2 separate regions of the Homo sapiens genome follow, and region 2 is linked to region 1. A link is an interaction called in ENCODE POLR2A ChIA-PET data of the cell type or tissue named here. Cell type or tissue: Panc1. All regions are shown on one strand. Region 1 holds the start of SNORD97 (small nucleolar RNA, C/D box 97). Region 2 overlaps GALNT18 (polypeptide N-acetylgalactosaminyltransferase 18).

Region 1 (5,000 bases):
AAAATCGTTTATATTGGTTAGTTTCAGTAACTCAAAGGAAATAAACACCTTAAATCTTGTGTCTCATCTTGAAGAGTCTAAAAATTCCTTCTGGAACCCAGGCTTGTACAGCAGAAAAACAAAAATTGGGAAGTCCTTAAGTCAAACTAAGGTGGGTCTCCTATACCTCAAAAACAAAGCTGACAATTCTCCCAGACTATGGATGCCATTTACAGCCACACATCACTACATCAAGTATCACAATGTTTATTGATAGATACAAGTATATAAAATCAGGGCATGAACATGACTTGATAAATTAAGTAGACTTAATTTCAATACTATAATAGGAGGGACCAATTCAAATTCTCACCATTTGTTTCACACCCACAAAAACCACTTCAAGGGCATTAACGATCTCTCAAAACTGATCAGTTTTGTGCAAGTAAACCATGTTTCTTTTAAAAAGACTTGTGCACTTGCCCAGGCTCAAGGATATTAAAATCTAGCACATAAAGCCCATTACTAGAGGTAGAAATACAGGCAATATACTATTACGGCAACAACCATCAATTACAGTTAAGAATTTTTCTGTAACAACCAAATGGATAATCAAATATTGCAACAACTCAAGTATTACTGAGCAAAGTGCATTTCTACAGTATTCAGTGTTGCTATTCAGTTTTCTAACTTAAAACAGCCTATGATAACTGGCAGCAAAGAAGGTCCTTGCAATAGACTGCCTCTGCTTGAGAACTTATGATGTAATTATTGCATGCTGCTAATATACTATCTAAACATTAAAGATACTCCTAAAATATTTGATGGTAGACTATGATTAAGACATTACACTACAAAAAAACCTTATGCAGAAGGAAATCCTAACTGACGTGCTTCTGCTTTAAATATTGTGAAAACATTACAGCGGAATGAATTTTCGCAGTGGTTAGGTCAAATGCAGTTACATCATAGCAACAGTATGTTTTGCACAATTTAAGGCTTTGGCTGGTTCTTTAGTCAGCTTCTTCCTCTGATTCTTCTTCTTCAGCAGTTTCTAACCAGGTTAGCCACTGATTCACCTATAAATTAAGATTTGTAAATTAAAATAGTTCATGATATAAACAGAAATCCATCCAAAAAGTTTTAGGTGGTACTACACAGTTTTAGAATATGAAACAAGGATATCCCTACCAACAATTTGTATATTAAGTTAACGAACAGTGGTATATTATCCAGATTTGGGACAACACAGAGCTAAAGATTTAATCCTGCAAGGATGATCCTCGTGAATCTTGTTTATCATCAGCAATAAAAAGGTAGGAAGATGCTGCAGGACCAATGTTTCTCAAGCCTGGGCCCCCTGGAAAACTAGTAGCATGAGAAAGAATCACCTGGATTTTGTACCACAGACCTACTAAACCAGAATCTCTAGGAATAGGCCTGGAACCTGCTTTTTAAACTGCTCTTCAGGTGATTTGAGAGAATGCCCTGATGTTCTTCCCCTAGGGCTACAAGTTCATTCAATAAGAAAAAATCAAATTGTGAGAAATCAGAAACATCTCCTCTTTTTAGAAAAATATATAGTATTTAAACTTTTTTTCTTTTTTTGAGACACAGTCTCACTCTGTTGCCCAGACTAGAGTGCAGTGGTGTGATCTCAGCTCACTGCAACCTCTGCCTCCTGGGCTCAAGACATCCTCCCGAGTAGCTGGGACCAGGACCACAGAACATGTCACCACGTCTGGCTAATTTTTTGTATTTTTTAGAGACAGGGTTTCACTATGCTGCCCAGGCTGGTCTTGAACTCCTGAGCTCAAGTGATCCTCCCACCTCAGCCTCTTAAAGTGCTAGGATTACAGGCATGAGCCACGTGCCCAGCTACAATTTCCTCTTTACTGATGTTTTTAAAAAAGCTTAAATCGAAACTTGTACAGTCACTCCCATGTATATAAGTAGCTATACTCCTTGAAAAGTTAGCTACCTCTAACATCTTATACACCACTAGAATTGATTCATTGTGTAGCTTTACTTAATAATAGCTTCAAATAGTGCAGAATGAAATGTACAGGTGAAGACAAACTACTAACTAGGACTACCTTGCCTGTATTTCAGTTGAAAAAGGCTCTTAACTTGAAGTTAATACCAAGCAAACTGAAGTAAGCAGACCAAATTTTTAACAAAAGACTTACCTGGAACAAAGCCTTGCCTTTTCCCGGAAACTCTTGGGTTATATCTTCTTTCCAAGCCAAGAAAGCTTCTTCTTCAATAATTTCCATGTCATAGAAGTGCACAAAAAAGCGAAGTAACATGCCTTAAAAAAAAAAAAAAAAAGAAAAAAGTAATAAGCCCATTATTTAGTGTTCTGTTTAAGAACTTCCTCACGCCGTTCTTCTGATACAAGTCCTCTCACCTTTTGGGAAGTTGCTGTTATAGCAGTGCACCTGGAGAGCATACAGGGCACTGACTTGTAGATCAACGTGATCATGAAGAAATTTCTGCATTACTGGCTTGAAAGATAGTAGTAGTTGTTTTTCCTGCTCTAACTGTTCTTTGGAAGGAGCAGAGGATGAATCTGTTTCATCGCTGGGGGGGTTTACTTCACTAGAAATGTACTGTAAGAAGCTGGACAGAAAGAGGTCTTGTTAGAACCCAACAGTGAGTTTTCTTGCTCAAGAGACAACTCTTAGTCTCCTACGCTTCTTTTCCAGTACATGAAACATTACCATATGCAGAAAACCATTCGTCTTACCTAGTCATTAAGATGTTCACAAATCCTTTATCTACATGAAGTTTGGGAGAGATGTTATCTTTAATCCATTTATATATGGTTTGAGGGGATGGATCCAACTTTATTTGCTTCAACAGTTCCTTCTCCAATTTGAGGAGTGGGAATAAGAAACTCAGTCCCTTTCCTTCCAAAATCTCCAACATGCGGTCCTTATTCTGATCAATTTCTGAAGAGACAAAGCCACCTGCATCATCTAATAGTTCATTTTACCAAGTTGTCCTGTCCAGAGAGCAGAGCTTCACAAATGATGTCCCCAAGTATGTAAGATCCATGTAGCAGAATAGAGAACCAACCCAGCAAATGAAAAAAACTCAACATACGGATCAAATGAAAGTAGTTAAATTATAAATCTCTCTTTATAGGTGAGATCTGTGGTAATGTTTATCATTATCTGAGCAGGACAATCAGACTGTCTGACCTACATAAATCCACTCAAGGTACCTGAAATCTCTAGATATAATATTAAAAAAACAAAACAAACAAGTCAGCATTCTCTTACCTGGGAGCATTTTCTGCATATTGACCTTGCTTTGTTGAAAAAGTTCTGTTAACCATTCTCGATCTTGTAATTTAGCTAACTGCTGAAGACAAAGTAGGAAGAGAGGAAAATGGGTGCCACTTTCTAGTGGTTGAGCTAGTTCTGAAATGCTCACCAGCTCTGAAATGATGGCACGAGCTGCAAACTGTGCTAAATAGGATTTCACCAAAGGGATGTCAACCTCCAGTTTGGGACACTGGTCCAATACATTCAGGAAAGCCTTGAAAGAAATATACAACAGTTTATCAGTTTTCGAATTTGAGTGGTAAGAGTTCTTACCACACAATCAGTAAAGTGTCCTACCTGCATGAAGTTGTCACTTGTGGCTATCCCTTCCTGTTTGAGTAAACTGATCAAAGAACTTGCTTTTTCTTTATCTTCATCGCTTCTATCTAGTGACAGGATGATTACTTTGCTTAACATCTCAGGAAGAAAGTGTTTAGGAGCCCTCATTTCTCTTACACCATTGACAGCCTCATTTGCATTTCCACTATTTAGATATTCAGTCACAACAGTTTCCTGTGAAGAACACAAGTATCTTTAATGTATTCTCTATCTCAAATACAGGCTAATTACACTAAAATGGGATATTTGAAACTTACAGTTAGTTTAAGGAGTTCTTCCTTTGACGGTGGTGGCTTTTTGCTGGTCTTGGCAGGCTTTTCCTGGATAAGCGGTGGATTAGTTTTGAGACCAAGCTGAGGTGTCTAAAAAACAAGCAATGACAGACTTTTTTTAAAAAGAGGACTATGAAATTAGGGGGAAGAACACACTAAATTTAGAAAAAAGTCTTCAGATATCTTTAGAAAATGCTGTCCTACTATGGTCTGTACCTGTCCCAGAGGTGGTGTTTGAGTGCGTGGTGGTTGTGCACTAGGAGGAATCATAGTTATCTGGGGCTGAAGCTTTGGCACTTGATTTTTATTCATTAGGAACGACTGAGCAGGCCTCAGGCTAATCTGGAATTGAAAACAAAATATATCTAAATTAACAACATGCAGTTGGCGAACATATTAAATACAACATTCTAAAATCCTATACAGTGACAGAATCTAGGGAAACATTAAGCTTTTTGAAAAACTAAAGAAGGTACTCCACATTAACAGGTTTAATTTTTGGCAAAAAATTTAAAGATCTGATGCATACAGTAGTAAGATACTATTATAAATCTTACATTCTCTTAGAATTAGCATGACTAAAATATTCAAATAAAAAACTGCAAATTTAACTACAGTTTAGAAAATGCCCTGTTTTATCCTTAGTTAAATCACCCTTACAAAGAAAGAAACCACAATATTTTGACAACCAGTTTTCTTGCTCTAACAGACTTTAGGAGACTTGCCCTCATATCTCATAATCTTCGCTCACAGGACGCTGGACATTCAAAGAAAGAAAAAGAAGTATAGAAAAGAGAGAAAAACGTCAAGAACTCCAGCATAAAGTCCTCTTAATAACGCGTCTTTTTATAATCATCGGGCAATAAATTTCTGAATGGACAAACTATGGTATATAAGTAACATAGGCAAATGTACCTCATCTGCATTAAGCTGTCCTTTCTTAGAAAACCGAGGTGGCATATCCTTCGACTGTCCTTGCAGCTGGGATAAGAGTCCCTGACTCTGGTTATGGTAGAGCTGGCTTAGCCCCTATTTCAGAAAAGGAGAAAGAAAGTCTAGATAAAAAGGGGTCCACAAA
Region 2 (5,000 bases), 730 kb after region 1:
AGAGCCATGTCAGCCACACTGGGGCGGGATGACTTCTACCCACCCTAGGAAGGAAGGAAGGAAGGAAGGCCCTAGGAGGCCCCAGGCCTCTTCTATCCCAAGAATCCTCCCCCTGAGGTGCTACTCTCCTCCTACCTCCACATGACCTCTCCTCATTCTGGGGAATAACCATCAGGTCAAACACACATCGGTCCCTGCCCTACAAACTCTATGCCCCATCTCTGAGAGACGGCTGCCCAAACTGGAAGCTCTTAAGCTTCCCTGCATCCCATCCCTCTTTCCACACAACTTCCAGTGGCCGACAGGACTTAAGGCTAAGAACGGGAATGGGGCCAGGCTTCAGGGTCCTCCCATCAGAGGGAAGGAGGGGATGAGAGTGTCCCTTGATTTTTTGTAGTTGTTTCTGACCCAAAGCCCTGCCACATAGCACAGACAAGAGATGAAGAATCATGCCCACAGAAACACGCAGCCCTGCGTCAGCTGTCCCACCACCACTCAGCTCAACAAGCAGAGGGAAGACCTCTGACTGGTCCATGCCACATGCCACGCTCCTTGGGACCACTGCAGAAGAGCTCAAAGCCTGCTAGAATCCTGACACAAGCTACTGTGACTGGATTTTTTTCTGGATGTTGAAACACAAAAACAAAACAGACAGTCCACTGTATCCACAGAACTCAAGATGTCTAACAGTCTCAGTGTGGCGGCTCCTTCTCCACCGACAAAGACACTTGTCACGCAGCTAGCTGTGCACAATCTGTGCCACTTGTTTCAGAAGTCTGGAGCACACATTTGCCACACAGACAGCATGGGTTAGACTAGCTTCCTATTCAAATCTGGGTTTACAGTCTCCCCACCCTTACTCTGAAATTCTCTTGGAGCACCAAACATGAAACTTCTTCCCCTGTCCTCAGATTAGGCAGATGAGAGTAAAGTAAGAGACTGAGCGCAGTGCAGTCCACTAACAATTCAGGCAGAGGCTCTCCCTTACAAACTGCTTGCCAAGAAAGTAGCAATTTACATGCTTTTTCTTATTACAAGCCCTTTCATTATGTCCGCAAGATCAATTCCATCTGAGTGAAGGTCTACAGTGCTATTTTGAGCCAGGAGGTCTGCCTTCCAGTTTTGCCACCCACAGACATTATGAACTTGAGAAAGTCATTTCACTTTCTTTCAAAGAACTGCAATCAGAATAGGTCCTGCATGCCCTCCAAGTACAGCATCTCTTTTAATACAACAGCTGTTTGAGGCAAATCTTGTCACTCTCACAGGTGAGGACAATGTCACAGGTGAGGAAATGGAGGCTCATGGAAGTTAAGTAGCTTGCTTGCTCTGTGCAGAGGTAACCGAGAGCTACCTCTAGAGGTCTTCAAACTCAAGAAGTCTGGTTTCAAAGCTAATGCTCTTAAAATTCTTACACCGTGCCACTTTGGGAGGCTGAGGCGGGTGGATCATGAGGTCAGGAGATCGAGACCATCTTGGCTAACACAGTGAAACCCCGTCTCTACTAAAAATACAAAAAATTAGCCAGGCGTGTTGGTGGGCTCCTGTAGTCCCAGCTACTCGGGAGGCTGAGGCAGGAGAATGGTGAGAACCCGGGAGGAAGAGGTTGCAGTGAGCCGAGATCGCACCACTGCACTCCAGCCTGGGCAACAGAGCGAGACTCCATCTCAAAAAAAAAAAAAAATATCGTACACCCTGCCTCCCTGGGAAAGGAGGTAGGACACACGGCTGCAAGCAACAGCAACAGCACTGGCTAACATGGGTCAGAAGTGAATTAATTAAAGGACACTGGGAAGCTCATGGAATTGCCAAGAGAGGTAGCGAACCAGGCTCTCAGGTCACCAAGAACATCACCCCAAATCTTATTACTTCAGTAGAGGACCCTCTGGGCACTGCCAATACTGTGGATACTGGGCACTGCATTGCAGCTACCAGCACCCCAAGAACTCAAGGCTCCTGGCACTTCAGCTAGTGCGAGGTACCAGCTCTTGATTCAAAGTCTTAAATCAAATACTTGTGACTGATGTAGCCCAAGTCATAGACCTGGCCCTAAATCCAAGAAAGGCTAGAAATCACTTATCTAGTAGAAGCCTGTTCTGATCAGCCTCTCTTCCTACCAAGACTCAAAAAGTAGGGAATTTCCCAAACATAAGAAGTGGGCTCAGATGCTAGGTGGCCCAAAATGACACATGTCTAACAAATGAGGAAATTGGAGTTCTTCAAGATCCTTTTCAGCAGCATGACTCTATTTAATTTCATGGATTTCAGCAGAGTATATTATAATTCTCATTTATCTGCCCTCCTTCTCTGTGAAATATTACACATAGTTATTTATTACCATTGCCTTGCAGTATCCCTCCATCCTATGGGAGAATGGTTTCTCAATAACACTGAGCTTGAACCTGTAACTTGCTGTGATCAATGGGATATGATATAAACTAGGCCCTAGCAGAAGCTTTAGGAGCCATTGCATATGGAGGCTCTCACTTTCGTTTTCTCTTCCAGGAAAATGGTGTGTTCCAAATAGGGATTGGTCCTTCAGCCTGTGCCTCAGAATGGGAAGACACGTGGAACAGAACCTAGCAGAGCTGTGGCAGCCACAACTGACTCACACAGTCTCCAACTTTAATGTGAGCATAGAAATAAGTGTTTCTTATTCTAAGTCACTGATTTGGGGGCGGGAAGCTGTTTGTTACAATAAAACAGACTGATACACATTTATGGAGAACCAGTCCATACCATTGTCTAGTGAACAAACGAAATGTATAAGTAAATAGGACTCAGTCTCTGCCTTCACGACATTTGTCTGTGTCATTCTTGAATCATAGCTGGCAGAGAGTGGAAGTGTTTTAAGGGAAGCATAAACACAAGCTCTGAGAAGCAATAGGAAAGGAGAGAGAGATTCTGTCTGGGGTTTCCAGGAGGCTCCCAGAGGATGCAAAACTCAGACTGGATCTTGAAGACTAAGTCCAGGGTTATCAGAGAAGGTTGAAGAGAAAGGAGGGGATTTCATGCAGAAAAACCAATATACAAATTCAGAGAGGTGCAAGAAAAAAAATACATATATATGCATGAATACATTCTGGTGTTGCCGGAATATAGACAGGGTGGGGAGGAGGAGAGGTAGGAAAAACAACGAAATGGAGGAGATTTCGAAAGGCCCAGAATGCCATCCTAGCAATTTAAACATCACTCTCAAGGAAACGCGAATGACTGAAAGTTTCCACTGGATCCTTACCTTCTAGGGTAATAGAAATATTACCCTAGAAGTGGTAGAATGGAGGTGAATGAGAAGCAGGGAGCTCAATGAATAAGAAAGACTGTTAGATGAAAACCAGTGCCAGATGATAAGGTCCTTATCTGAAACAGCGATAGTAAAAGCAAAAAAGTTCACGAAACATTTCAGTGGCGAAATCGGTAAGACTTGATTGGATGAGGTTGAGACAGGGAAGAATGAGTAATACACAGAATACAGGGCTACTGATTTTATCTAAATGGAGAATGGAGTCAGTTGTGGATATGGAGGAGGTAGGAAGGGGAACAGGTTTGAAGAAAGCTGATGATCTGGTGTTGTGCATATTACTTTTTTTTTTTTTTTTTTTGAGATGGAGTTTCGCTTTTGTTGCCCAGGCTGAAGTTCAATGACACTATCTCAGCTCACCACAACCTCCACCTGCTGGGTTCAAGCAATTCTCCTGCCTCAGCCTCCCGAGTAGCTGGGATTACAGGCGCCCGCCACCACGCCCAGCTAATTTTGTAATTTTAGTAGAGACAGGGTTTCTCCATGTTGGTCAGGCTGGTCTCGAACTCCCAACCTCAGGTGATCCGCCCGCCTCAGTCTCCTAAAGTGCTGGGATTACACTCATGAGCCACCGTGCCCGGCCACGCATATCACATTTGAGGTGTCACTGCAACATGCTAATGGGGGTGACCAGTTGGCAATTGGAAGACACGGAAGAAACTTCCATCTGCCTGGAGTGGGGGAAAGGTATGAGAAAGGCTCCAGAGGCAGTGTAGACATTTGCTGTAAGTATGCTAGGCGTTCTCAGGGACAGGATGTTGGAAGAAAAGAGAGCAATGGCATTTTAGGCAGGCAGTCAGGGATGTATAAAGCCATAAAGGCAGGATGTCATCAGGGAAGACCAGGAAGTTAGATGTGGGTGGAGGGAGGGAAGCCAGTATCGGCTTTTCCATGTAACAATTTCCCGCAAGCCATGGGCCCGGCCATGGATCAAACATTTCTGTGAGTGACAGACTGTTTGTGTGATGGTAGAATAGCACGACTTTGTGAATAAATTCATAGACTCTTACAAGTAGACTCCTGGAGTCTTTGATGTTCCTTTAAAAATGCAGCGCTGGTCCCTTTCTGGCATGTATAGTTACTTCTTTCATTGTCTTTCTGCTATAAAAACCAGAACATATGTAGTTATTCATGGAAGTAATAAATACATCATTCTTTCTTTTAAAAATATATTTCTTTTAAAAATATAGTGTATTTGTCAGGGGAGAGCTGGTTATATTGCAGTAACAAAAACACCCCAAATACCGGTAGCTTATATCACAAAGGCTACATCTCAGGCTACACGTCCATCAGGATCACCTAGGATCTCTGCTCCTGTGTCATCATTGTCACCCTTACATTGGGAAAAGAGCTGCTAGAATACCTGTACCATTGACCATTGAGCATATATTGGCTCTTAAATTTTCCACCTGAAAGTGACATGTCACTTCTGCTCACATTTATTTAGCCAAAATAAGTCACATGGCCAAGTGTGAAATCCAGGGAAAGTGGGGAATATTACTCTCCCGCAGGAGCACAGCAGCTGTCAGTGAACAGCAATCCAGTCGAGTCCACGCCACACTCTAAGATGGACAGGTTCCTCAATGTCTGTGGGAGTCTTGCACCTAGACTATGACAATTATCATCTGATGTGGGTACCCTCTCTTGAAGGAGCCCGACACAGGGAAGATGCTTTCTCATTTATAAATGCATTTCTCCA

The links. ChIA-PET counts read pairs that join two places held together with the same protein. Peaks named below come from ENCODE experiments on the same cell type or tissue, not always from the same donor. Only the 100,000 strongest peaks of a DNase experiment are listed, where the experiment ranks them.
Region 2: POLR2A ChIA-PET joins it to region 1 with 10 read pairs; 1 of 35 experiments calls an interaction of 5 or more read pairs at or near these places.

Annotation. Positions count from the first base shown.
Region 1 is chr11:10,796,824-10,801,823 of GRCh38, forward strand. EIF4G2 (eukaryotic translation initiation factor 4 gamma 2) reads right to left here. Exons shown (of 22, transcript NM_001418.4): 14 at 4,838-4,951; 15 at 4,139-4,264; 16 at 3,908-4,012; 17 at 3,609-3,824; 18 at 3,267-3,525; 19 at 2,729-2,933; 20 at 2,390-2,601; 21 at 2,169-2,290; 22 at 231-1,058. The coding sequence ends at 993. SNORD97 (small nucleolar RNA, C/D box 97) reads right to left here and starts at 4,785; the gene lies at 4,644-4,785. In Panc1, no CTCF peak of the experiment used is centred here; no DNase peak of the experiment used is centred here; H3K27ac peaks cover 677 bases.
Region 2 is chr11:11,522,050-11,527,049 of GRCh38, forward strand. The region is part of intron 1 of GALNT18 (polypeptide N-acetylgalactosaminyltransferase 18); the gene reads right to left. Among named protein-coding and RNA genes, the nearest start is that of GALNT18-AS1, 45 kb to the right of the region's middle. In Panc1, no CTCF peak of the experiment used is centred here; a DNase peak (open chromatin) is centred at 2,810.